7 separate regions of the Mus musculus genome follow, and all the other regions are linked to region 5. Evidence: chromatin loops called from intact Hi-C (ENCODE). Cell type or tissue: heart. All regions are shown on one strand. Region 1 has its middle 17 kb from the start of Eed. Region 2 has its middle 13 kb from the start of E230029C05Rik. Region 3 overlaps Picalm (phosphatidylinositol binding clathrin assembly protein). Region 4 has its middle 40 kb from the start of Prss23. Region 5 holds the start of Ccdc83 (coiled-coil domain containing 83). Region 6 has its middle 17 kb from the start of Prss23. Region 7 overlaps Sytl2 (synaptotagmin-like 2).

Region 1 (4,000 bases), 270 kb before region 5:
AGGGTGTCAGACCCTGAAGCTGGAGTTCTAGTTTTGAGAGTTTCCATGTGGGTGCTGGGAGCAGAGCTCTAGTCCTCTGGAATCACAGCAAGTGCTCCTAAGTTCCGAGTCGTCTCGCTAACCCCCAGTGTTATTGTTCAGTCAGCTTGAGTATGCTTGAGTGGGGAGATGACCACATAATCTCACAGTGCACAGGACTCCATGGGGATTTTTGTTTTATCTTGGTGTTTGTTTGCTTTTCTTTAGAAAAGCCAGGGCTCAGGGAGTAGTTTGGTAGCCGTTTAACTCATTAGGAGCACAAGGGGATTGGAGTGCAGTCTGCTGACTTACGCCAATGCTGTTTCCTGAATACACTGCGAGTCTTGTAACTTTTGCTTCCAGTCACTTTTCTTTCTTCTCTCTTTCGTTCTCATCTTTATTTTCCTTCTACTATCTCCTTTTTCTCTTCCTCTTTCATTTTTTTCCTCTTTAAAAATGAAGATACATTCTCTTACAGAAAATTTGGTGTTTGAAATCATCCTCCAACAACTTAATTCATTATTTTTTTGAATGATTCTCACACTTGCTAGAAGTTGTGCACTTACCAGTGACGATATTGAAAAAATAGACAGATAACTACAATCTGGACATGTGACAAAGCTTCGGATCCGACTTACAGAATCTCACAGGAGTATGGGGGAAGGTGTTGCATGAATTAGACCTTTGAAGAATAAAAAATTTTAATTTAAATGGGCTGAGAAATTTTCAGGAAAAGAATTTTGTGCAAAATAAAGATACAACAATCCAGAGGAAAGGAGCAACACAAGAACACAAGAGAGGGAGACATCAGGTAGAGTGGTAGAGTGGTATGTTTTGGAGGAGGGAACGACAGACGGGGAGACTGGAGAGAGAGAGAGAGGAGAGAGAGAGAGACAGAGAGAGAGAGAGAGACAGAGAGACAGAGAGACAGAGAGACAGAGAGAGAGAGAGAGAGAGCGCACTGGAGCTCGAGTTTGCTGCCCATATCTGGTGCACTTGAAGGGGGGCATTTGCTGACAGAAGCTGTTGCTAGGTCCCTGGGAGGAGCATAGTGGAATAGCCTGTAAGCTAACAGTGGGTGAGAAATCAAAGTCAAAACTGGAAAGATACCATATAACTTATACCTCAGGCCAGCATCCTCTCAACTGTCAAAGATCAGAATAGCTAAGATACACACACACACACACACACACACACATACACACAGTGGGATGTCATGGGAACTGTAGATATTCTCCCTGAAATGAAAATGAGTGAAACCAAACAACTCAGTTTATGAAGGCTGATGATAAGATGGGAGAACTTTTTTTTTTTTACCATATAAGCTGCATGCCTATATTGAGCAGATTGACCACTACACTACTCCATTCCCCAGCTACGAGATCCCTTGCTACTTGCCGCTTCTCTGGGCTCCATCTTCCTGCTACCTCCTCTTCCTCAATCCTCTCTCTTCCTCCACTCTCTAAAACCCCACCTTTCCCTTCCGCTGCCCAGTCAAAGGCTCTAGCCTTTATTTGACCAGTTAAATGGGAAGAAGGTTCCCTTGAAATCACCTGAGTATGAGATCCACTCCTCATCAGGGAAGCCCGTCTTTTTTTTTTTTTCTTTGAGACAGGGTTTCTCTGTATAGCCCTGGCTGTCCTGGAACTCACTTTGTAGACCAGGCTGGCCTTGAACTCAGAAATCCGTCTGCCTCTGCCTCCCAAGTGCTGGGATTAAAGGTGTGCGCCACCGCACCCAGCAGGGTTGCCCCTTTTGGGGAAGCAGAATTAACATCAGAATACAAACAGCACCAGGGCAACCCACATCATTTCCCCCCTTTTGTCCAAATAAAAGGCTCTTTTCTTTCATATATAAATTGAGTACAACTATTACAATTATGCAAATTATAGAGTATAAGATACACGTAACACCCAGTCCACCCCATTTGTCAATTTAGATAAGACACTCTACCATTTATCCTAACTTAAAAGGCTTACAATTCTATACCTGAATTATGTCCTGGTTTTAGCTTGTATTATCATCTGAAAACCATCCCCTCAAAGTTATATCATCTCTCTCAATACAACCTGTCTAAATAGGTTGACTTGACTATGGGACTACAACCAATCTTCAACCTCGTCAGAAATCCGAGAATGACTTAAATATTACCTGAAACTATAGAAAGCACATAACATAGCTTCCAAAACTCAAGAACCCGTCCAAGGAGAGATACTAACACACTTCGGCCTCAAGGGGGAGCTCAAGATCTCCATCCCTCATTTTAAGAGCCGTGTATAAAGAATCCCGACTAAGATGAAAAGGGAAGGGGAGGGGTGTTAGAAGAGGCACAGGAGTTAATGGAAGTGAACCAAGATATTCTCCTCACTAATAATCTCAGAATCCCTTGGGTGACTCTTGTAATGCTTTATTTTATTTCTTCCCTGTCTTTGATAGCTGGAACATTAAGTCACTAGGGAGAAAGTATCCGTAGAGGTCTTTGTCCTGCTAGCTACTGAGGCAGAGTCTTGCTAGGATTGAGACCCGGCCTGAACTGGCAGGAAAGGATAATCCTTTGATCCCAGCATCTTTTGTTCACTGTTGCGGGAGAAGCATTGATACCCGGGCATGACTCAGGATCCTGGGCAGATTCTTTCTGTTTGCTGATTAGATGAGGCTGGCATAGAGAACCAGAATTTTGGAATCAGGGAATTGATGAACATGATTCCTGATGAGGGGGGCCTTATCCAAGCTTTGATTAGTGATAATGAGGCAGAGAAAAAGAAAAAAAGCAATTTCCAGTGCAGGGAATGGTACTCTTGGGAAGCCAGGTGAAATGGCTTTAATATCTTTAATCCCACCACTAGAGGCAGAGCTCTGTGAGATGGAGGATAGATAGCCTGGTCTACAGAGCAAGTTACAGGTCAGTCATAGTCAGACATAGTGAGAACCTGTCTTTGAAAGACAAAACACAAAACAACAAAAAAATGAAAGCAGAAGACGGGCAGAAAAGAAAAAAAAAGCGTACTGTTGATAAACCTAGCTACCTCTCAAAGACAAAACAGAATTGACCTCTTCAGTGCCTAGAATAACCTTCCCAGCATTGCTCTGGCATTCTAATGACTGCAGGGTGAGGCTTGCCATAAGTAGGCACCTCATCTACAAACAAAATGTGTTCTTGGACAGAGATAATTTAATTTAGGAGAGGGAGATGTGCCAAAGGCAGTTGCTTAGTTTACTAGTCCAGAGCGGGGCCTAAGTGCAGACACTGCAGCCTACACAGGTGTTGGACACAACATCACAGGCTGGTGTCAGAAAGTCACAGTAAATTAACTAATCAATTAATTAATCCTCTCTCTCCTCTCTCTCTCTCTCTCTCTCTCTCTCTCTCTCTCTCTCTCTGCATTCAGAGAGCATTTTAAACCTTCCTTTTATGACCCAGTTACTCCTCTGGATTATTTCCCAAGTGTCAACTCCTAAGAACAATTGGTAGTCAAGAAGTGTGCATAGTTTACAGGTTTTGCTATCTATTGAAAAATTGCATGGCAAACTTAAATGTTGTAGAAATGGCTATGACCTCTAAGTCTTGGGATCCTTTACTTATTTGATAACTATTTCAATTATATTTTTGCAGAAATGAGAGACACCTAAGCCCACGCCCCTGCCTGGCGGCAGACGCCACTGGGTTGAGAAACTATCTGATGGAGAGATGGGAGAGAGGGAGTACTGGTGGAGAGAAAGCGAAGCTGAGTGGTCCCTGCACTGTGGACAGAGGTGGAGCTGGAGATGTGATTGTGGTAAAGAGCAGGCAGATGTGAGGAGCCAGGGCAACCCCCTAGGGCCATGGAAGTCCAGGCCTGAGCTGCTACTAAGAGCCAGGTCTCTACTGCACCTGGGGTTTGTGTTGATGTCTGTGGCCTGTGTAGCCATCGAAGGCCATCTGGCCTGACTTGGATTTTTGGAAACTCAACGGCCACATCTACTGACACCCTTTCTGCAACAA
Region 2 (4,000 bases), 250 kb before region 5:
GCTACTCAAACACACGTGAGGTAATGTTTCACTCTGGTTTTCTTTAATTTTTTTTAAGGTTTCTTTATTTTTATTTTATGAGAATGTGTGTTTGTCTCTATGTATGCGTATATGTGCTCCATATGCATGCCTTGTGCCCATAGTGGCCAAAGAGGTATTGTGTCACCTGAAGCTGGAGTTATAGACAGTTGTGAGCTGCTACATGGGTTCTGGGAACTGAACCCAAGTCCTCTGCAAGACCAGCATGTGCTCTTAATCATTGAACCACCTCTCCAGTCCATCACTGTGGTTTTACTTCACATTTCTCTGATGATTAGTTAGGTTGAGAATTTTTTTATGTGCCTGTTGGCTACTTTTACATCATTGTGAAAAGTCTGTGGAGTAATTTGATGGTTTGGCTATTAATTTTCCTCCCAGAAGCCTTACAGTGCAATGGGGCAGAGCTCAGGGGTGTGGCTTTGGGGATGTGTTGGATCAGGAGGTTATGCCTCCCATATCCGCTGGCAGAGTCACAGGTGGCATCACTGAGAGATTGAAGACACTTTGTTGTTGTTTGTTTGTTTGTTTGTTTTTCGAGACAGGGTTTCTCTGTGTAGCCCTGGCTGTCCTGGAACTCACTACGTAGACCAGGCTGGTCTCGAACCTAGAAATCTGCCTGCCTCTGCCTCCCGAGTGCTGGAATTAAAGGCATGCACCACCACGCCTGGCTTCGAAGACACTTTTGAAGAAGGGGTCTACTCAGCAAAAACAGGCCGCTGAAGGTATATTTCTGGTCTTAATTGGTCTTATTGACTCATTTTCTTTATCTTTCTTTGTTGCTGGGCTTGATAATTTGCTAGAATGTTTCACAGAATTATTCAAGAAGGCTCATTTTACATTTTCTTTTTTGTTCCTTTCTTCCCTTTTTCTTTCTTTTTCTCTTTCTTTTTCTCTTTCTTTTTCTCTTTCTTTCTTTCTTTCTTTCTTTCTTTCTTTCTTTCTTTCTTTCTTTCTCTCTCTCTCTCTCTCTCTCTCTTTCTTTCTTTCTCCTCCTCCTTCTCTTCCTCTTCCTCCTCCTCTTCCTCCTCCTCTTCCTCCTCCTCTTCCTCCTCTTTCTTCTCTTACTCCTTCTTCATTGTTTTTTTGGTTTTTTTGAGACAAGAGTTTCACTCTGTAGCCCTGGCTATCCTGGAACTTCCTCTGTAGATCTGCCAGCCTCTGCCTACCGAGTTAAAAGATTACAGACGTGGGCAAACCACTGCCCCACTCCTAGTTTAAAATAACAGCTAGATTGAAAGCCCAGAGGACAAGGTACAGAAGGGTCCTGATGATAGGGACTTCTGTCCATGGAGTTGTGGGAAATGTGTTTGCCAGCTGAAAAACACTTTGAACCCTGTCATGATGGATTCTTCATGGAAGTTTGATTATGTAGATTCGGTAAATCACTAAATCATTTTGCCATTGATGATTGAGTTCAATCCCCAACTCCTCTGTCTCAAAGTTTAGGGACAGGGCTGAAAGTTCTACACTTCAGATTAAGAATTTCGACCTGAGGCTGGAGCGATGGCTCAGCGGTTAAGAGCACTAACTGTTCTTCCAGAGGTCCTGAGTTCAATTTCCAGCAACCACATGGTGGCTCACAATCATCTATAATGGGATCCAATGCCCTCTTCTGGTGTGTCTGAAGACAGCTAGCTACAGTGTACTCATGTAAATAAAATAATTAAATAATTAATTAATTAAAAAAAAGAATTTTGACCTGCTAATCCCTACCCCGAAGCTGCATAAAGACTCCCAACTACCAGCTACCTAATTAGCATATTAAAGATACTTACAATTCCAGCAGTCCCTAGCATTTTAGAAGCTGTGTGCCAGAAACCAAAACTATATAAATGTATCATTATATACCTCCATGGAGAGTGGCTATTGTGTACACTTTATTAGTACTGTGGAAATCAGCTGAAAATCTGAGTAATTCATATAAATGGAAGAGTACAGATTTATGCTTCAACTTTCGATGTGCTTCTAGTCAGACTAGACGTGGGCCCTTTCACAAGGTGCGTTTGATGTCTGTGCTGTCAATAAAGAGTAATCTGGCAGGGCTCTGCAGCTCTTGGCCATATGGTCTTCACTAGGAGTTTCTCTTTCCTCTCTCACTTTTTACATTTCATGGACTTGTCTCATGATGGCACCATTGTGACAGGCTAGTCACATCCTTCCACTGCTACTTCCTTAAAGCTTTCACTCAAGTAAGTTCAGTAAATATCCTAAAGCACAGAGCCACCTCTCTATCCCAACAGGTTTCTGAATACAACTTTTGCCCAGTGATGAGACTGTATCATCATCCTACATCTGCAGATTTCTGTTCCGCTGTCCCCATCTGCTGCTTCCTGGTCTTAAAGGGTCTGCACTCCAGCCCAGTAGGATTCCAAGGGCATAGTTTGTGTGTGTTTCTAAGTTTCCTTCCATGTTTTGCGTTTCTCCTCATCAGTACAACAAATAGTTAAACTAAAGCTAGGTCACCCATGGAAAGTCAAAAGCTCAGGTCTGCAAGTTACTAGTAAATTGAGAAATATCCTCAAAGTCACTCCCCAGTTTTTCTTAGTGTTGCTGAAGTTACAACGCTGAGAAAGGAATGTGGATTCTAAATGTCAAGGGTCTAAGCATTTCCTGTACATGGATGCTAGGAGGTTCAAGGCTTGGTCTCTTTGGTTAAGTGGGATGGTGTGGAGCTGCCATGGAGATTTACTGAGTGGAAGAAAAGATTTGACGTTCTGAGTCTAATTTCTACCGTTCTCCCTCTGGGGACAGGATTTGGATACAGAGGTTGTTAGCATTTTGTCTAAGCTCCACCCCTTAGTTACCAAGCAACAACCAGGTATGCCTGACTCACTATGAAAGGGGAGGCTTGCCCCCTCCCCACTCTCTTGCTCTTGCTCTTGCCTTCCTGCTTCCACTCAGTTCCCTCGCCCCTCCCCCTCTCTCCCCATTCCCCTTCCCCCTCTCTCTCCAAGTGCTTATGGACAGCCTCTATTCCTCTCTCTCTCTCTCTCTCTCTCTCTCTCTCTCTCTCTCTCTCTCTCTCTCCCTCTCTCTCTACTACCCTCTCAGCTCCCCTTCCCATGCTCTGAGTAAACTATATATTATACCATCATGTGGCTGGTCCCTCAGGGGGAATGGATGGCTCAGCATGGGCCCGCAAAGGCCCGTCCTTACCCTATACCTGACTGCACCTCCAACAAAACATATCCCTCCTCTCTTTATCTATTATAAACACATCAGAGGTCATCTGGAGAATCAGGGGTGGCCATCTTTTGTCTTGTCTTTGTATAGACTTGATCCTGGTGGAGGGCCATGAAGGTCTGGACATAGGCACTGTGGCGCATTTACTTTGGTTTCTACAAAGCAAATGAAGAGAAATATGGCTTCAGCTTTCATCATTTGACTAAACTTTCCTGTCTTTCAGAAGGTGTTGCAGTAAAATAATAGGAACCTCATATATATATATATATATATATATATATATATATGTATATATATATATATGTGTGTGTGTGTGTAAGAATTTCATGAATTTCATTTATGTACTATTTATTTGTATGTGTGCATGCCCATGTGTGTGTATGTGTAGCTGTGTGTTTGTGGATCTGTGGTGTATGTGTGTGTGTGTGGTGTGTGTATGAGTGTGTGTGTGTGTGAGTGTACACCATCTGTTGGGGATTTAATTTATGCTTACATGGGAATTTGTACGTCTACTGAAGGTTCCTGCCAAAAATTGTTTTTTTTTTGTTTTTTTTTTTTTTTTTTTGTTTTTTTTGTTTTTTCGAGACAGGGTTTTTCTATAGCCCTGGCTGTCCTGGAACTCACTCTGTAGACCAGGCTGGCCTCGAACTCAGAAATCCGCCTGCCTCTGCCTCCCAAGTGCTGGGATTAAAGGCGTGCGCCACCACGCCCGGCTCAAAAATTGTTTTTTTGACTGGTCAGTAAAGAAACAGGCAATGGTTGGGTAGGAGGACAGAGG
Region 3 (4,000 bases), 120 kb before region 5:
CCTGTATTTGTTTCTCTCCACTATTCCATAAACTCCTGATTATCTCCCCATACCCATGTATACTACACTGAGGTGGAGGTTTTGTTTGTTAACTCTTCTGTAGTCCTAAGAAATTGGTCAGTTATTCCATATTGTGAATATATTATATGTAGAATAAACGGGATTTCTGTTTCTTCTGAGGTTTGCAAAGCTTTTGGGAGGTAGACCATAAAGATTTTCCTTTTCCTAGTTGGACTGGGGTTGGGGGTATGGACTGGTGTTTGTGTTTTCTCAGTGAGGAAGATAGGCAGAGAATTGAATTAATCCAGTATTCTTTCTGAATAGGCAAAATAAATCATTAGATGTGGGAAGTCCTGTGAATTTCTGCTTACCTTGGCTTGGTGGTTAAAAAATAACAGTGACCTGGGCACAGGGAAGAAGCCTTCACTGGCTCTGCTCGTTCTGCTTGGAACTCAAAAGTGGAGAGGTGGGCTTGGCTTCACCTCTGAACCCAAATATATTTATATCATCATATCAGCACATCTACTAGATACAGTGTTCACATTGTGCAACATAAATTCCAGAAATGCAGTTAACAGAGAAGAATGCCTCTGACTTATTAAAATAAAACAGTCTGTGTATAGTTTCTTGTGGGTTTTGTTGTATATTTCAGGCTGGTTTGGAACCTGCAATAATCCTACTTCTGCCCAACAAGTGTTTATGGTCTTTTTTTTTTTTAAGGTGTAAAAATTTTTGGACATAAATATAAAAAATTCTAATATTTCCAACTCCCCAAAGACCTAACGTTGATTTTTCTGAGAAGAAATGGGACTTTGTTGAAGATAAATTAGATGGTTTTCCAAGAGTACGTGAGACATAAGGTGAAATCTCCTGATGAGATGAAAGGACCCAGTGGCTAGAAGAGAAGAATCATGTAAGTGCTTTAGGAAGGCTAGTGAAACCCCACAACGCAGCACTCCAAGACAGAACTACAAACAACCCAGGGCGGGTTGGTGGTGCATCAGCTCCTTAGCTACTTGTGATCTTTCTCTAGGTTAAGTGATAACTAAGGTGACATAATTTTTATCCAAATTGGCTCACTTGTAAGTGAAAAGGTAGCACGGGGACAGGTAGAAACCAGGACACTTGGTTATTCACACTTTAGAACATGGTTTTCTCTAAATTGACCCAATTTCAACGAACATATTCAGGTGCTTTTTAAAATTTTACAGTAATCTGCTCTGCAGAGATTCTCAAACTTGGCTTCCCTTTTATTGTTCTTGGTGGGATTTGGAGAATTCTTTTAATTTATTTTTTCTATATGATACACCCTGGACTTACAGATTTAGTGGAGGTAAGGATAGTACTCATAATATATGTTTTAATGGGATATTTTTATTGTATATGTTTTGAGAATTTTATACAATGTATTTGAATCATATTACTGTCCTCCAACTTCCTCTCTAATTCCTCCCAGATTCATTCCTACCTCTCTACCCACCCCCAACCTCATGTCTTCTCTTTCTTTTAAATAACCAAACGAGTCCAGTTTGTGCTGCCCATAAACTTCTGGGTGTGGGCATCTCCTGGAGACTGGTCATCATACAAGGGGTTAATAATATATTGCCTAGGAGTTGGTTTTTGTAAATTCTTGTTTTTATATGGGACTGCTTTTTAGAATACTGAGAATTAGTATCTCTGTCATCAGGTAGAGTAATTTGGTGAGATTTTAGAATATAAACTTTGTAATTTGGCATATAAAATTTGAATTTCATACTGCTTGATACTTAAAATGTTTTCTTTCCTATAGGACAGATTGTAATTCTGAAACTTCAAATCTTCAAAGAAGAGAGGAAAACACCTTTTGTTTTATCATGGATTTATTATTATCCTCTGATCTTATGTTAATGCTTTCATTTTGGTTTTCTTATTCCATTTAAATAAATATTTTTAAATTCTTAAATTAGGTGATGGGTTTTTATTCTATTAACATTTTGATTTTGCATTTTCTGATAAATTGAAAACTAGCATAGAAATCTTTTGAGGCAATACTTGTAAAAAATAATGTTTCTGTGTATTTCTTATTTGTAATTTGTGTCAGGGTATGTAGGTTTGGAAATCATTACTCTAAAGGACAATGAAAATAGAGCCCTAACCTCCAAGTTAAAGAGCCTGAACTCTTCTTGCCAGTGTCTGCCACCCAGTGGTAGGCGTGCAGAGTCCAGCAGAACACAGAGGAGAAAGAAGCTCTGTGTCAAGAGTGCTCACACAGTCATCAGAGGCAATTTGATAGTGTGAGGATTGGGGCTCTGACTTGAGCCTATAGTCAATACTTGATACTTGATATTTTGAAAGTATATATTATTCTATATAGCGTCTTCATAACAAACCTTAGCTTTTGTTGTAAGATTTTTTTTAATTTATGATAGATTAGTAGGTGAAAAAAAGACCAACAAAATAATAGATAATTTTAAGAGACAGTAAGTTAACCTGATTTGAAGAAATAGTTTTTTATTTCAATTTTAAAAGGAAAGGCAATTACAAAATGGCTTTCCATTAACTTAAATAATTTATCTTTACTTTTACATTGAAGTATGAAGTTCTATAGATTTGTCTGTGCCTAGCTGTGATCGGCCAGCTCTTAGTGTATAATATCTCAGGGTGGCTTTTTGTACCTTTTCTCCATGTAGACATATCTTTAACTATTCCTATTTGACTTTTTCTGCTCAAAATGAAAGGGAGATCAGTTATTTCTCAGCTAGCTAGACATCTTTTTTGGGAGCACTTCTTGTCCTAGTATTGAGACACAGGCTTTGTGATTACAGTGTTTGATACTGTGTCACTGTAGTGACTCTGGGAATGTGGAGTATTGTAAACATGACACAATGATTGCGAAGTTGTTAACAGGGTTCTTTCAGATCATCACTGCACCAGACCTTAGACTACTTAGATAGAATATTGCTACTTTCTGCACACATCTTCATTTATTGAATTGTTGGAGATTGAATGCAGGGAGGGCTTCACGTGTACGAGGCAAGCAACCACTCTGACTATACTGCAACCCTCATACATTAATTTCTCCTTCAGGACATATTGTGTTTGATGCTGGTAACACAGTGGAGAAGATAGTGCTGCTCTGGTAAGATCAGAGGAAGTCACATATACTCCACTAATTTTAATGAAATGTGTTCAAGTGCTACAGTTGTGATGAAGGGAAAACACCCTGATAACCTCTTGCTCCTGGATTCTGTTTGAGCCCCATACATTTAGATGCCAATGACTATAATGCCAGACTTTATTTTTTAAAAACGTCATTTAGAGAGAAATTATAAATTCTTTACTTTGTAGACATAGCTGTTTGCTATTAAGCTCATGCATTCTCTCTCTCTCTCTCTCTCTCTCTCTCTCTCTCTCTCTCTCTCTCTCTCTCTCTCTCTCTCACACACACACACACACACACACACACACACACACACACAATGTAATTGAAAATTCCTGGGGCACAACCATCATTCTTCTAACATTGAGATTTTTTTCTTTAATCCTCATGTATGGCCTCAGTCTCTTCAAGGTAACTAATTTTATTGCCTTAAAGAAAGTTTCTGTGATCCTTACTACTTGGAGTTTTGTAGTGTATTTCCAGAAATATTTACTGCTCCTGCATTCAGTCTTTAAAATTATTTTTCTAGAATAATTTTCTTTAAGTTGCCTTTATTATATTCTAAAAGCTGGAACTTGCATTGATGGAGGTCTTTTTTTTAAAAAGACCTTCTTTTTAAAAAGACAAAGTAAACCAGGTAAGAGAATTTGCAGAGATTTCACAGCAGTTTTTCTTTTTTTTTGGGGGGGGGCGGGGGAAGGTTACTTCTATATAGTAACAACAATTAGTTAAAAGGGTTGAGAAAGTTTATTAATTAGGATAAATATAGTATCTTGTGATGCATATGTAGAATTACTTTTTTTGGTTTTTTCAAGACAGGGTTTCTCTGTATAGCCCTGGCTGTCCTGGAACTCACTCTGT
Region 4 (4,000 bases), 790 kb before region 5:
TAAAACCAGACCAGTGCAGTCACCATGATGCACAGCACCCTCGTGCACCCCAGAGGGACAGGAAGGGCAGCCTTTGCCTCTTGTTTAAGGAAGATCCCACACTGTAGGGAGTTGCCAGTTGGTCTTCTGCTCTGCTTAGATCTTGGGGAATATGAAGCCATTGTCCTTTGTGCTCACGGATGTCCTGGGTGTCTCTTGGTAGCTTCCCTCATCCTACCCACAGCTTCCTTCAGTCTCAAGTGTCTCTGTTATCCTCTATCTGCTGTCATCCTCTCTGTCATCTTTGTCTACCCTCCCTCTACCCCAGTTTTGGTCGTAGGGTCGTTTTCATTCATCACATATCCTAGAGCTTTAGGGTGTCCTGAGATAAAGTGGGTGCTGACTTAGCATAGCTCCCAGTCTTGTTGGAAGGGCTTCTGCTTCTTTGCCTGAAATTGCACTGCAGAAGCCAGTCCTGTGCTTTCTTAGCTTGCTGTTCATTCCTCATAAGAAGCATGGCTGTACCCCTGAAAGGGAAAGATTGAGGCTTGCTGATACCCACCATTCTGTACAAACACACTCTACAGAGATGGTGATGATGAGCAAGCACAGCATGTACAATGCTGTGTTCCAATTTAGGAAACAAGTAAACTTCAGATCTGTGGGAGTCAGGTGTGGGATATTGTAGGAACATGGAGGAAGAATAGGGTTTTTCCCCCCTTGTTTGCTATACTGAGATTCTAACGCAGGGTAGAGAAGTGCTCTACCACTGAAGTGTAAATCCATGCTGCCCTCATAATATTTGTGAAACATTCTGGGAAAGACCTTGTCTAAGTCTGAAAGAATGAGATAGTTTACCACCAAGATATTGTGGAGAAGGAATTTCTTATGATAAGAACGAGGTAAACAAAGGCACAGAAACTTGTGCTTGCACACGAAGATGCTCTGCTGTGCTACAAGCATAAATTAGATAGCCCACCTGTTCTCTGCCACACATTGCTGTACAGAGTCTCTTTTTTCTGAACAATCAGAATCCAGTGTAACACCTAGCACATGAGCTAATTCTGAGTGGATAGTGGGGGAAGCGCTAACTTCAAGAAGTCTCCGTGGGAGGGAATGCCAGCTACAACCTTCTTTGCAAAATGATAGATCAAAGGGTAGTGAGCTATTGAGTCAAACTTGGTGGGAAAAAACTCATTAATAATGACAAGAATTTAAGAATTTTAATTTAATTGCAAGATGACATTGTTTAAATATGTCTTCCCTGCATACACTGACCCTACTCTTGAACCTCAGTTCTTTTCCCTCTTTCTTTTTATTTGTATAGTGTTTACATGTTCATATGTTATGGTGCACATATGTGAACATTTATGTAGCGACCTAAGTTGATGTTAGAAGTCTTCCTCACTTCCTCTTCTACCCTATTCTTTGGAACAGGGTCTGTCACTTGAAGCTAAAGCTCATTGATCCAGCCGGTCTGTCCACAGCTCCTTACTCTGTACTCAGCACTGTGAATATGTCATTTGCATCTCCTGGCCATGTGCTTCTCTAAGGTGGCAGGATTACTCTGTGTGGTTGTACTGCACCATCAAGTTGGACGTTAGAAGAGAATGTGCCACTTTGAGATGCTAGTTAAAACCCTGTTTTCGTAGATGCAAGAGAAATAGTTGAAAAATTCTAGGCTGGGTCTCAGTGTTCTCAAAACATCTCTATTATATTTAAAGCCAGGAAAGCAAGCCTCTCTCTCTCCTGCTCCAGAGACAGCGAGTCTGACTCCCAGACACAGCCATCTGTAAGAAGTGATGGATGACTGGTTTCCCAGGTGTGATTATTTAATCCCGTAAGACTTCCGTAAGAAACATTTGGCAACTTCAATTCAAAGGGCCATGTGTAAGCTGATGTTCTGTGTATGGAAAATCAATTTTCAGCAAGTTATCCTCTTATCCTGGCTTTGCCATTTCCACTGATTGTGCAAACACCTTGGCAGCATTAGGTAAGTAAGAGGAGGGTCCTAACCTGGAGGCACCAGTCATTGAGAAATCAGTGGGACCAGAGCCAGGAACTGGCTGAGTAGAGACAGCCAACAAGGGATGAGCACAGGCCTGATAACTGCTGACCTGAGAGAGTCTGAGCTTGTGCTGAGCTTGGTCAACAGCCTCTCTACCACCTGACCTGCTGTCTTAGAGAGAAGGCTCATCTGACATCCACCAAGGTCCAGCAGGGAGCCATTCTGCCTAAGAGCCTTTTGGCATAGCATGGCCTTCATTAAGTTCATAAAACTTGCTAAAACAACATGAGCATGACAGTGATGATATATTAGGTATTTACTAGGCACTTTGCATGGACTGCCTCTGATTGTACTTGGATGCACTGTCTCACAGAACAAAGATAGCCATACTATACTCTTGCCACAAGAGGGCACTCAAACTCAGAGAAACTAAGTAGCTAAGTATCACCTCCAAGACAGTGGTAAATGCCGGAGCTGGAAACTGAATCTCAAGTCTTCCTGGCTGCAAAGCCTATATACCTAAGCTTTTACAGAACACAGTGCTAGGTGCTAGGTGCTAGGTGCTAGGTGCTAGGTGCTAGGTGCTAGGTGCTAGGTGCTAGGTGCTAGGGACAGCTTCCCACAAAGCTTCTCCTTTTTATGGTAGGCAGACTAATACTGCTGCCTCTTTTGCTGCTACCAAAGATGGTTGGCTCCTTACCCTTCTGCTCCTTAGACTAGGTCAGACCCCCAGTTGACCAGATCAATTTTGGAACATCTGATCTCCAGCACCAGAAGATGGTAAATTTGTGTTGTATGGAGCACTAAATTTATGATCATTTGTTATAATAGCTATAGGAAATTCATCTAGCTTGAAAAATAGGGCTGATAGATATTCAGGGGTACATTCAGGTTGCCATGGGAAGATGGTACCACAGAGCTAATATTGTTCAAGGCAGAGACTGGTGTTATTGGGCCAAACTGGTGACACGATTGGCCATCGTTTTCAGATGTAGCTGCATGATGCCCCCTTTATTTACTCACTTTACATCCCGATCAAAGTCCCCTCCCGGCTCTCCTCCCAGTCTCACAGGGAAGATGCTTGAATCTCACTCAGAAATGGCATCAAATAGATACTGGAGGTGAATGGAGGGAGGGAACTGGGTGGGAAAGGGGGTGGGGAAGGGAATAGGGTGGTGAGGTGACTGGTGTAGGGAGAGTGGGGGTGGGGAGAGCAGGGTTGCTGGGGCAGGAAGAGAACAGATTGTACCCAATTCTGCCTTCAGTTCCTTGCTCTCAGCACCTTCCAATGCATACTTGCTCCTCCCCTCCCCCCTCAGGCAGTGAGTCTACAGCAGCTGTCAAAAATCTCAGCCAGTACTGGCTCCACTACTTCACATCTTTATCCAGTGGCCTAGTCCCATCTGAGGCCACATCAGCTATCATTGACTGGAAAAAAATGATGTTATATGAATCGCCGTCATAGGGTGTGTGTTATGTGTGAAGGCTACAGTCCCACAGTCAGGGCCAGATTCCTTATATCTCCGCTTCGGAGATCTGGTTTTTAAAATGAAGAAAAGAACACAAAGCTCATGGAACTGTCGGGAAGAAACGAGATGGAAAATGCAGAATACACATTCTAGTATGAGACTGTCAGTCCCCTTCATAAACAATGCTATTACTGTGTGACTCTGCAGTTTAAAATTTCATCATGGCCCTGGGCTCCAGGTGACCTCAGGCTTAATAGCCATGCAAATATTTGCAAGGAAGCCACCTTCTTTGTATAGGGCAGACCTTGTACAGGGCAGGATCAAGCAATTATAAGAACTTTGCTCTATAATTCAGACTTCAGTTTGGATTTTTGTTGTGCATAAAGTGCATGACTTTTTCTTCTTTCTGAGCTAATCCTTAGGATGTCAACATTTGAAAATGTCTCCGGAGGTTGTTAAAGAATTTGAAGTGTGGGAAGTCATTTTGTGTTAGAGAAAACAGGTCTAGTAGTCACTGGCCAGTGGAGACTAGAAAGATACTTGT
Region 5 (4,000 bases):
TGCCCACCGTCCCAACGTTTCTATGGGCACTGGGGATCTAGAACCTGGTCTATATACTCACACAGCTCACATTTCCCCACTGAGTCATCTCCCCATCCCAGCAAAATTCTTTGGAATTCAAGTGTTCATTTATGCCAGGAACGCTTTTTGACCTAGAGAAGGTTTTCTGTCTCACTAGAATGCACTGTTAACAGAATCAGAAATGCACTCCAGCGTTAAAACAAAATGAAGTTGATTTACTTAAGTCCTTTTACAAGTGGTAATTCCATCTAAAATTACTTTAAAATCCTTCACACGTCTTTTCATATAGACTATATATATGTACATAGTCCCAAATAGTGTGAAAATGCAAAGCTTATTCATTTTAGAAAAGTACCATTAAAACCGTTTGTTGAGATCTATGTGTTTAGAAACATGTAGATGAATGACATTGTCACACATCTTTTGGAGGTATCAAGCTTTCCTCAGCTTGGGAACCACTGGGGACACTAGGAGAAGGAAGGAGAAGTGGAACCTCTGATTCCCCACTAAGTCAGTTCAGCACAGGTTTTGGTCCTGTCTGACCCCCAGTTTCTTTCTCCATCTTTTCCATCTCGTTTCAGAACTGTTAAGAGTATTCATAAAGCTTTGAGGAAATTGTGGAGTGGTAGACAGCAACACAAAGGTCTACTTATTCTGTGAGGTTGGGACTCCAAGACACCAAAGGGATGCTTGAGTCTTGGGATACTACCAATCATTATAGATGCCATCACAGCCTCCGCCCCCTTCCGTACTGTGTACCTATAAACCTGTAACAAAACTTAGTATAAATTAAAGATTAATAATACTGGAATAGAACAGTTATCAGATATGACAAACGTTACTTAAACAAAAATGCTTATTTCAGGCATTTTCCATTTAATACCCACCCCTTAAGCCCATCCATCACAAAGATCCTCAGGTACCTGAAACTGATAAAGGGGGACTACTGCATCAGAGGGCTGGGCATCTACTGAGTTAAGAGACTGCGCTAGGACACCCTGAAGGTTACAAACCTTTAAGTTTAGGGCGGCTAAAACCAGGCAGGTATCCCTGTCTCCAGAGTGGTGAAAGAGGGGCACGGCTTGGAGAACCCTTCTCAACAGTTCTTAACCGCTCAGGAACAACGCTCCGAGGGAAAAACCAGAGGGCGCGACCCCAGGCCCATCTCGTGTCAGGGCAAATCAAGAGGAGGGCGTGTCCGCTGTAGTGGGGGAGGGTTCCTATAAAGTTTTGGGGGCAGACTGAAGAAGTCAGAGGTCACACAAGGATGTTAGCTTTCTCCCAGTATCGTCTCCAGCGTTTTCAGGTGAGAATTCCGGGTTGTGGGCTGGTGGTTCTCAAGTACAAATAGCCCAAAGCACTCTCCCTCCCTCCCTTCCAACCCCATCCGGGTCACTTCCCGCTGTTTTCAAAGCGACTGGCATCTTCATCTACTATCCCATTCTGGTTTAGGCACCATGGCGATTCGCGCGCGCCACCTGGCGGGCATATGAGGAATAGTGCGGGTGAGGGAGTGCATGCAGAGGTTAGGGCAGTGGTCCAGTCCTTTCTTCTTTTCCCCCAAGGCCTCTCTCTCCTCTTTTCGAATTCTCTGTGCTTGGAAGGTGGTGTATGTAAATAGGACTCCAGCTTTGTGCGCATGCCTCGCTCGGGTCATTGCAAGCTTATATTTGCTGATATAAAATGACTCCTCTGTGATTTCAAAACAACTCCCCGGGTGTGGGAAGGGGCAGAACTCCTGTGACAGAGGTGCTCTGCTTTTCTGTCTGCGTTTGTCAGCTTGGTTTAACTCTTCAAGTGCTCACAGGGCAACTTGAGGCACTGAAGTCTTTGCATCTGTCTTCTCATTTTACTTTTAAGCGTTTAACAAAGCAATATAGTGCAGTTCAGCCTCATCCTGAAGGCAGTCTATTAAAGCCTCCCATTTCTCTCATTACACTCCAGTAATTTTCTTTTTTTGGCCTGGGAAGTCAGAAGCCAGGCTCTTTTAGGCCTCCGACTCACTTCCAAGTGATCTAGTTGGCTTAAAAAATAGATTAAAACATAGTAAGGAATTTTTAAAAACCTTTTTTGGTTCTTTGTGAATTTTACATTATGCACCCCAATCCCTCTCATTTCCCCATCCATTCATACTCATCCTTGGCCTTTGTAACCTCCCACCACACAAGATAACAACAACAAAAAAATTACAATTGAAAAAAAAATCAGGCCGGGCAGTGGTGGTGCATGTCTTTAATCCCAGCACTTAGGAGGCAGAGGCAGGTGGATTTCTGAGTTCCAGGACAGCCAGGGCTATACAGAGAAACCCCATCTCGAAAACCCAAACGAACCAACCAACCACACAAAACAACAACAACAAACAAACAAGCCACCTGCCCTCCAAAAATGCCTAGTGGAAGCTGTAGTGTATCACAGCGTGTTATACATCTTTACTTGCAACGAGTCGTTGGTCTGGTTGGAGGCTACTGGCTTTTGCTACACTATCAATACTGGGTCCTTACTGGGACTCCTCTTAGATATCCTGTTGTTGCCCTGTGTCATGAAGAACCTGCAGCTTCGGGTCAGCAGGGCTGGTCACCCCATCCATATAGCGATGGGAAAGCTGTTGGGTTAGATTGAGGATGAGGCGTTTAAGGTCAGCCTGGGCTACATAGGAAGATCTGGGTCTGACTGGTAGCTGAGTTGGTGAACTCACCAGCGTCCGGAAACCCACACCATCAGGGCCAGCTCTCCAGCACTGCTTCAGCGAGCTCACCCAATGCCACAGCCAGCAAGGGGCAGGGTCAGCTCTCCCACCTGCTACAGGTGATGGGGGTGCATCTCTCCTCACCTACGCCACTGCATAGCAGACAAGGGGTGGGGCCAGCTCATGCTCTTGGCTGGTGGGGCTCTAGGTTATAATTTTTAAAAGGTTAATACATTACTATTATATTAGTGACCTAATGAAGGAAGGGAACTGAGGGAGCTAGTTAAGAGAGAGAGAGAGAGAGCGCTGTCATCCTGGGCTACATTGAAGACTTTGTTATAGAAAACCAAACAGAAGAGCAGGTGAGCCAACAGGAGGAACTAAGCTGGGTGTTGTGGCACACACCTTTAATCCCAGCACTTGGGAGGCAGAGGAAGGCGAATTTCTGAGTTCAAGGCCAGCCTGGTCTAAAGAGTGAGTTGTCGCGCCCACCTCAGCCAGCAAGGAAGACACAACACGGTCGGATTCTTCTCAACAGCCTCTATTGCAGGAACGCCTCGATGCTGCTACGGGGACCCCGGGAACCCAGGGAGGACTGCTTATATACACCCGAGCACTGGCGAGGGCTATGTGTCCTCCTGGGATTGGTCGGCCTGTCGACACTTCATTAGCATTCACCTGCTCGGGAGGGGTTGGCACCAAGTGGTGACTAGTGCAGGCGCAGTAAGGGTGTTTATGGCCATGGTGTACTGGAAACCGGTGCCATCTTTTAGGCATCGGCTGCCTACATGAGTTCCAGGACAGCCAAGGCTACACAGAGAAACCCTGTCTCAGAAAAAAAAAAAAAAAAAAAAAAAAACCAAACAAAAACAAAAAACAAAACCAACAAAACAAACAAACAACCTCCTGAGATCCTAGTTTCAGTTCACAAACACACATTACACAGCCCCACTTACCCCGTCCTCTCCTGCTGCTGTGCCTCAAGCCCCAACTTGGGCAGACTTCTGCTGCCCAGGAACAGGCCGTGACCGTTTAAAGAACAGGTGCAGGCCAAGCCAACCAGAAAAAAAGTCGAAAGGTGAACTCAGACTGAGACGCACTCCTAGAGCAGATATCACAATAGACACCTGAACTGCAGATAGGCAGCCTACCAGAGGATATCCTCCACTCACTCAGTGACCCTGATCCTCATTCCTGTCCTCCAACTCCCCCAACTGGGGCAGAGACCTCTTGTTGCACCAAAGACCAAGCTAGGCACGAGAATTCTAACCCCCAATTTGGACAGATACTCCC
Region 6 (4,000 bases), 770 kb before region 5:
AAATGAATCATATGTATACTATTACCCACACCACCTCATGTTTGTGACTGGTTGCTTAGATGCAGACTCCTAGTTTTTAGAAGCCTGACAGGATCTCCCCTACCCTGGCCCCTGCCTGAGCCTGGGCAGATCCAGAGTCAGGCACTTAATTGCTAGAGGCAGAAGACGTCAGCAATCTGTGGCTCTTGGTCGTTGTGATCGAGAACAGATCTTATAGCTATGCTCTCGCGATCCCTTGTTAACAAGACATCCAGCCATGGCAATGACCCAGTTTCCATCACATCCCCAGTGTGTTGAAACTGAGTAGCAGAAGGAACCATGGATTCCACCTATTCCCTCCTTGATAACATTGCAGAAATTCTCTGTACTAAGTTCCAAATATCTTACAAACTGTTTCCACCGAGAGGAACCATGCAGGCCATGCCCCTTCGTTCCCTATAGCCGCTGGTCACTCTGTTTGTGGCCAGTGCTGATTGTAACTGAGTCTTTCTTTCATTGAAGACAAACAGGTGTCCCTTAGGGTCCGTGCATTGATCCTGGCTCTCCTTTCCACAGTCATGTAGAACACAAGATCCCTTATCTTACTGGACTGTGCACATCTCTAAAGATGAGGTCATTTTTCATATGTTATCTCATTGGAAGTGGTTATGTGACGTTCACAAGGGCATGCACCATTTCAGTTTTACCTAAATGAGTGCCTTGCACACAGCACGTTCTATAAATACAAAGAAGTAAGTATCCTCCTACCATGTACTGTTACCCCACTGATTGCTTTATACTCACTCTACTCTTAAATGTTGAGTGTATGTGCTTACCAGCGTGTATGTATATGCGCCATGTCCATATAGATGCCCACAGAGGACAGGAAGAGGGTGTTGAATCCCAAGGAATTGGAGTGACCGGTGATTGTGAGCCATTGAGAACTGGCCAATGTGAGTATTAGGAGTTGGACCAATGTCCTTGTCAAGAGCAGCAGGTGTCCCTAATCATCTCTCCATCCCCAGTACTCCAACCTTGCTGGGAGAAGTCTCTAATCCAATTCTGCAGACCCTGTGTTGCTGGAGAGGAAATAGCATCAGCTTGTGTGATCGACTGTCCTCTTACAATTTAGATTTTAACAAAAGTAAGATTTTTCTTGAAAAATCTTTTAATAAAACCATTTTAAATTCTGAGAACTTCTTGGTACTCTTTAATGAGCCAATAAGGCTTTAAATTAGTAATGTTTGCTGCACTGAGCTTCCTGGTACAGATGTCTGGGATCTAACATCCAGCAGAGAGTCAGGCATTGACACTCACAGATCAGGCCTCTCCTTCATTTTCTACAGGATCTCAAAGGCTTTCCAAGGCATTTGGATGAAGCTCAAATGGTTGGGCGTGAACAAGTCACAGTTCCAACTATCCAGATGGAGCCAAGAAGTCTGGGACCAACTGCGGGGGAGCCCCCAGAGTGCTAACTTGTTTATTATGGATGAGAGTATGGGACTCGCGCCCAGCTGCATTCAGCATATATAATTGGCATTTTCAAAGTGCAACACAGCCTTTAAGTCATCCATGCACCCCTAGATTACCTGGCATCACGCCAATGTTGACAGAGAAAGTGAACGCCAGGCAAGTGGAAAACAGCGCTGAAGCAAAGCCACAATGGAAACTTCTAGGAAGGATTTCACCGCGGTCAGTAGAATGCATCGATCGTCACAAAGTGCCTGGACTACTTTGCACATTGCTTACCTTCAAGGGAAAAGGGAGAGGCTGTGTTTGGATGTCCCCTTTGTAAATGGGAGAAGATGTGGAAAAGACAAAGTTAAATCAAATACTTAGTAGAGCCACCAGAAAGTCCCTTTTGGGTTCGGAGAATTGGAGGAGAGCAGCATAGTTATAAGTCAAGGAAACCACTAGGGGGCAACCCAAGAATGGGGGAAAAGCAGCGGCGGCCGAGAAAAGTTGCTTTCTATACTATTCGAGGAAAGCTGAGATCACGCAGTAAGCAGAACAAGGTGATATTTCAACATGTTGATTTTTACCCAAGGTTACTCTTGACTTGGGAATTCCTCCTAACTGGTCAGAAACACTAAGCAACAACTCTCTAAACAGAATTGTGCTATCAGGAGAAACTGCAGCGCTAGAGTAGTGCACCTGACGGTTTTAAATTCCTTCTCCAGGGCAGTGGGAAACTTTGAAATGCTCGCAAATGGGAAGGACATTTAATTAATGGTAGATATAAAGTGACAGAGAGTAAAGAAAATCTGAGCACGCTTAGCGAGTGTTTATTACCCAACGCTGGCTGTTTGGTAAACAATAAACTGAAAGGAATTACACGTGTTAATGCCCAGGTTTATAGATTCAAGTGTGATCACAATGTTTTAGCCTTTTCCACAACTCTCATGAAAAATTAGATTTTTCGATTTAAATTCCCCTTTCTCCCAGTAAGTCTTGATGGCATTTTTCTATATTTAAGAACTCCAAAAGAACAGAGCAGGGGCGTTAGAGACTTTATGGAACAGAAGAACAGTCACAATTGAGGTGATCAGTACAGAATGATTCTTCCTGGTACTCTGCTGTAGCTGGCCGACAAACATCTTTGCTACAGTGGGAAAGCAAGATGAGATATTTTGTGGAGTTTCCTATCTTTGCGTTGGACTGCCCTGGCAATTATCTGGGAGTAGTAAAGCATGCCATTTTAAAAGGAAAATGTTCTGTGTCCCAGAATGGCTTATCCACAGAGGACATTAGTCACGCTTGGGTCACACTGCTTTGCCAAACATGGCATTTTTTCCCATCGGGGAACTGGATATAGAACTGGTATTAATAAATCCAAGAAAGGAAATGCAGCGGTGAGGCTGGACACTAACTGGGAGATTTATTAAAGTGTATGGGAGATTCTCAGCTAGTTTAACTCACAGAGTGGTAATTACATGTCATTGATGCCAAGATAGTTCTGTAGAGAGGGTGATCCCTGAGCCCTGGGAAATAGGGACAGTGTCTTTACTATAGTGACACGCAAGCATCTTGAACACACAGATGTGCAACGTTCTCTCTGCAATTCTGGGATGAGTGTGGGGGTGGGACTGGTACCCATTGTAGATTGTTTGCTGGGTAAGTAATTATGCCTGGAGAGATGGGAAAGGGCAAGCTAAGAGGAGGGGAGCTTGACCAATGACCAAAGATAAAAAACACAGGTATGTTCAGTAGGGCTTAGCTGAAAGTCAGACCGTATGAGCCTGGAGAGCAATGGAGAAGAAACTTGATCAATATATTGGATATCATACATATATATCATATATATATGTGTGTGTGTGTGTGTGTATGTGTGTGTATATATATATATATATATACATATATATACATATGCATATATATGTATGTATATATATATATGTATATATATATGATTCAAAGGTTAGAAAATGAAATTTGGGGTTCTAGTGACCGAGTTCTAGTCAAGGGGAAACAAAATGGGATCAAGTCTCTGCTTCAGACATGTCTGAGGCAGCCAAGACAAGCTGGGAGGCTCATACTCTAGTCTAGAGGTTGCTGTCATCATCTTAAAAAGGAGCGAATGGAATGAGACTAGTGGTAAGGAGCTGCAGAGGGGACAGACAGCGCAGACCACTGAGCAACCAATCACCGGATCACATGTGAGATGTGCTGAGGAAGCAGACACTGGACTACTGTTCAAGTCATGACAAAGATCTGTTTTCTCAGTGAGCGATTCCTATGCTGGGCCACAGGACACCAGTGGACGATAGAACAGAATTCTGCTCTTTCTCTTACAAGGCTCCTACACTCGCAGGGAAGACAGATATAAATGACAGTGATGGTGTAATACCTGCTAAGACAAGACAGGACAGGATATAATGTATAAATAAGATTGGGTGGGTAGGGTATGGAGGGAGAGGATAAGAAAGGGTAGGCTAGGGTAATGAAGTGAGATAGGATGGGTCCAAGACGCTGCAAGAGTCTTATTCTGGCTTCAAGTAATCCCAACCATAGCATTATAGAT
Region 7 (4,000 bases), 140 kb after region 5:
ACTCAGGTCCTCATGCTCTGTCAAAGCATTCCACTAACAGCTATCTCACTTCAATCTTCCTACCTCAGCCAGATGGATGCTGGAATTGTAGATGTGAGCCACACACTTGGCTTTTGTGCTCTCTTCTTCCATTGCCTGTCTGATAGCTGTGCTGAGGGGCACTGACAGCATACATGTTCCCTTTCTTAACTAAGATGCCGTCACATCACTTTCTCTTTTTATAGTACCATCCTTCCAGATACCAGTAGAAAAAGTCGCCAGAAGACAAGAGCTGTAGGGAAAACCACCAACCCCGTCTTCAACCATACCATGGTGTATGATGGGTTCAGGCCTGAAGATCTGATGGAAGCCTGTGTAGAACTCACAGTCTGGGACCATTATAAACTAACCAACCAGTTTCTGGGAGGTCTCCGGATCGGCTTTGGAACAGGTAACTTTTGTTACAGGTTTAATTCTCTATGAGCCTAACTCTCCAGAAAATGCTAAAGTTGTAATTGTAATAAAACCATTGAGTGAAAGGTCATCAGGGGTCCAAGGGTTCTTGGATAAGAGGGTCTGAAGAGTCCAGAGTCCGTCCTTTCAGAACCTAAGGTACTGTTGGCAGGTTCCAAAATCAGAGCTTGAGAGTTCTGACTTTGTGATCAAATATCCTTACCTGGTGAGTATTATGTAGCATATCCAAGCCAATGAACATGCATTTCTTTGATTGTACTAATTGAGAAAGTTAAACAATGACATCAGGTATGCCCAAGAAGACAGGTGATGCCGACATTTAAGGAGATAGGTGAATAAATAAGTCTGCTCTGACCAATCACAGAGACTATCATTTCATCAGTGGGTTAGCTGTTTTATTTCCTCTATGACTTTTGTTTCACGGTTCCAGAAGGCAGTTAGTAATTGTACAAAAAACCCAATACTCCAAAACAAAACAGTAATAACAACAATGATAATAAACAGTTCATTTCTAAGGCAAATTATGAGATTGAGTCTTTCAGGCAAAACTCCCTAAGGCATCATCTAGAGTCTCCTCCTCCTCAGTATTTAATCCTCCCGATTCCTCTAAGCCCTGAAAAACTTATGATCCAGTTCCCACATTCACGTTCAGGTGAAGAGCAATTATGTAGGAGCCATGTGGATTAATACAAGCGACCTGCGTAGTAAACTAGTTCTTCCTTACACCCAGGTGTGCTCTCCAGGTGTGCGCACACTCCTCGTTGTCTTCCCTGCCCCAAGTGGGAAATGTAAATGAAAATGTAAAACTCTTTTTCAGGAAAAAGCTACGGGACTGAAGTGGATTGGATGGATTCTACTTCTGAGGAAGTTGCTCTCTGGGAGAAGATGGTAAACTCTCCCAACACTTGGGTTGAAGCGACGCTGCCCCTCCGGATGCTTCTGATTGCCAAGCTTTCCAAGTGATCCTAGTCAGCCGATTCCGCCATCAAAAACTACGCCCCAGGGGCATCTGAACTGGAGAGTTGGCCTCATGGACAAATACCCTCTCCCGTTGTCACTAATGACTTTTAGAAGCATGCTCAACTTAATCTGCATGCATTTCTTTGGTTGCACGACTCAAGGGAGTTAAACGATGACAAGATGTACGGCCCAGAAGAAGTGTGGCGTGATGCCGACATTCAAGGAGAGAGTTGAACAAGCTAGGAAAACTGAACTGTTGCTTCCACACCAAAGAAAAAGCTAGCTTCACATGTTTCCTACCACAATCCGTGTTGCAGTGCAGGCCTGCCGTTTGGTTATTGAAATGCTTGCTGGGCTTCTAAGTAAGAAGGTTTTGGGCAAAGCAATGAGGAAACTCCTGGGATGGGGTGGAGAGAGAAAGGACAGCGGTGAAGACAATGACCTACATAATATGACGAATTTACTTAGTAACCTCTAATGAAACATTGAATTCCATGTTAGGGCAGTAAGACTGACTTCACTGCTCATAAATCTGCCTTGAGAAATCCCACACACACCCGGACTCCTGTAACCTCACCTTCTCAGTCTCAAATGGACTTTGGTGCCACCTACTGGCTGCATATGGAATTCAGCTCTTGGCTTATTTTGGCTTAATTTTTGCTAAAGTGGGTGGCAAGTCTATATTTTATAAGACTATGCTAAAATATTGCATATAGTTGATGGTTTTCTTATGATTTTACTATATAAAAACAGCATTAAAGTATTCACATATATGCTTTGCTACAAAGTTTTAATCAGAATATAAATTGCTCAACTGTATTGGACTTCCTATGTATAATTTTCATAAGGTCTTTTGTAAAAACCCTTAGAATAAATTATCATGGTTTAAATTGCATCAGTAGTTTAGCCTGACTTCTTATATTTAAAAAAATACATTCTGTAAAAGCAAGCTCCAACTTAATGTAGGTAGGAAGTCTGGATAGTGAGTAAATGTGAAATCTCATAAAGATGCCATCAAAACCTTGTGGCTCTTGCCTATAACCCCTGATCTAGAATATGGAGGCAGGAGAATTGTTGCTAGTCTGAGGCTAGCTTGGGCTACACAGTGAGAGTGGTCTAAAAACAAAAAAACAAACCAAACAAAACTAAAAAATTTAAATAAATAAGTAAAACTGAAAGCCTAGTAGATTATTTGCCTTTTTAGGAAAGCAAACACTGCAGACTTAAGTCCACCGGGTGCTGAGTTAATAGAGCCTCTCCTCCCCACCCTCTTGCGCGCGCTCGACTGGCCAGGAAGAACGACGCTGCAACAGGATCCTTCTGCACACGTTTATTGGGAGAGCTTGATTGTAGAGGCGAAGAGACCCCGAGCCCAGAACTGGTGCTGCTTTTATAGGCCTAGGAGGGGCGTGTCTCACACCCGGATTGGTTATGCACTAAGCCTCATTTGCATGTTCCTCATCTGATTGGCTACTCTCTCTCAGTACCTTACAGAACATCATTATCATACCTCATTTGCATGTCTCACATCTGATTGGTTATACTCTCAGTACCTTACAGAACCTCATTATCATGCCCGGGCCAGGCAGTGTCTTTGCAAAAAACTTTACTGCATATGTACACATTGGTTGTTTGTCCAGACTTATGCGTGGTGGCCAGCAGTAGTCAGTGCCACTCTGCAACAGCACATGTGGCTTCCCACATCTCCCCCTGTTTGTTTTAATAAAATGAGGCTGGACTAGGCCTGTGCAATTATGTCCATCCGCCGTGGCTCCTGTTTTAGGTCATTCCTCTAATGTCACAGCCTTACCCGTCATAGGGTAACCCTATCGCCACCGGGCCCCATGTCTTAGGTTGGACTGTGCACGAGGAAAGTTGCCCGTCTCTGGATACTGCAGTGCTGTGTAACAATAACTGCTAAATGACCTAGGGCGAACTCTGCAAAAGAGGCCAGCCAAAAAATGAATTAGTGGTGAAATCATGATCACTCTATCGCTTGCAATGAGGAAACCTCAGTGATGTGCAAGGGCTGATCAATGATCGTTGAGTCTCTCTCATCTCAGTGCTGTGGAGTGCAAGAGCAGAGAACTCAGATGCCAACTAATTCTTGAGCATGGATAACCAAATTTCAGGGGAGGAGCCGTTTTCAATAGCTAAAAGTGCCTGAGTTATAATCACCTTGTCACGTTTTTGTTGGGTTCTGAATTTGCATACCAACCAGAGCATGAACACCAGTCCACAGCATATGGCAGCACCAAACAAAATCACTCCCACCCATTCCTTAAAGTAAGAAAAAGCAGAGGTAAGCCAAGAGGTAAAGTCTCTGAGGGTCACTGGTTCCACTCTGGTCCCATTAAGGTTCAGGATCTGCATCTGCAGTCTCGTCTGCAACCTCTCCAGCTCCTGCGACCAGTTCCCCTTCAGGTAATTCGATAGGTCTGTACTTTTAATAAAAGAATTATTAACAAACCTATTGGGAGTGATGCACACATGCAAAGTGGATGCCACACAACTCATGTCATGTTGTAAAATATCCACTCTGATTCACTAACATTAACCCTGAGGCAATATGAGAATCCACCCTTTG

The links. Hi-C counts contacts between places; a loop is a spot of excess contacts. Peaks named below come from ENCODE experiments on the same cell type or tissue, not always from the same donor. Only the 100,000 strongest peaks of a DNase experiment are listed, where the experiment ranks them.
Region 1: it touches region 5 in a loop (4-fold over the local background); 28 of 42 quality-filtered maps call a loop at or near these places.
Region 2: a loop joins it to region 5, with 8 times the contacts of the local background. A loop is called at or near these places in 17 of 42 quality-filtered maps.
Region 3: it touches region 5 in a loop (6-fold over the local background); 9 of 42 quality-filtered maps call a loop at or near these places.
Region 4: it touches region 5 in a loop (5-fold over the local background); 5 of 42 quality-filtered maps call a loop at or near these places.
Region 6: it touches region 5 in a loop (5-fold over the local background); 5 of 42 quality-filtered maps call a loop at or near these places.
Region 7: a loop joins it to region 5, with 2.7 times the contacts of the local background. A loop is called at or near these places in 7 of 42 quality-filtered maps.

Annotation. Positions count from the first base shown.
Region 1 is chr7:89,995,937-89,999,936 of GRCm38, forward strand. No RefSeq gene overlaps it. Among named protein-coding and RNA genes, the nearest start is that of Eed, 17 kb to the left of the region's middle. In heart, CTCF peaks have their summits at 2,249 (motif pointing right) and 2,853; no DNase peak of the experiment used is centred here.
Region 2 is chr7:90,014,500-90,018,499 of GRCm38, forward strand. No RefSeq gene overlaps it. Among named protein-coding and RNA genes, the nearest start is that of E230029C05Rik, 13 kb to the right of the region's middle. In heart, a CTCF peak has its summit at 2,165; no DNase peak of the experiment used is centred here.
Region 3 is chr7:90,148,316-90,152,315 of GRCm38, forward strand. The region is part of intron 1 of Picalm (phosphatidylinositol binding clathrin assembly protein); the gene reads left to right. Among named protein-coding and RNA genes, the nearest start is that of Picalm, 20 kb to the left of the region's middle. In heart, no CTCF peak of the experiment used is centred here; a DNase peak (open chromatin) is centred at 2,186.
Region 4 is chr7:89,475,405-89,479,404 of GRCm38, forward strand. No RefSeq gene overlaps it. Among named protein-coding and RNA genes, the nearest start is that of Prss23, 40 kb to the right of the region's middle. In heart, a CTCF peak has its summit at 2,384 (motif pointing right); a DNase peak (open chromatin) is centred at 2,047.
Region 5 is chr7:90,264,290-90,268,289 of GRCm38, forward strand. It overlaps Ccdc83 (coiled-coil domain containing 83), which reads right to left and starts at 1,143. Exons shown (of 11, transcript NM_183293.1): 1 at 1,035-1,143. In heart, a CTCF peak has its summit at 1,513 (motif pointing left); a DNase peak (open chromatin) is centred at 1,492; H3K4me3 peaks cover 596 bases; H3K27ac peaks cover 538 bases.
Region 6 is chr7:89,498,236-89,502,235 of GRCm38, forward strand. No RefSeq gene overlaps it. Among named protein-coding and RNA genes, the nearest start is that of Prss23, 17 kb to the right of the region's middle. In heart, a CTCF peak has its summit at 1,890 (motif pointing right); a DNase peak (open chromatin) is centred at 1,386; H3K4me3 peaks cover 774 bases.
Region 7 is chr7:90,408,132-90,412,131 of GRCm38, forward strand. It overlaps Sytl2 (synaptotagmin-like 2), which reads left to right. Exons shown (of 20, transcript NM_001368878.1): 19 at 225-430; 20 at 1,271-2,307. The coding sequence ends at 1,416. Among named protein-coding and RNA genes, the nearest start is that of Ccdc89, 16 kb to the right of the region's middle. In heart, a CTCF peak has its summit at 2,036 (motif pointing left); no DNase peak of the experiment used is centred here.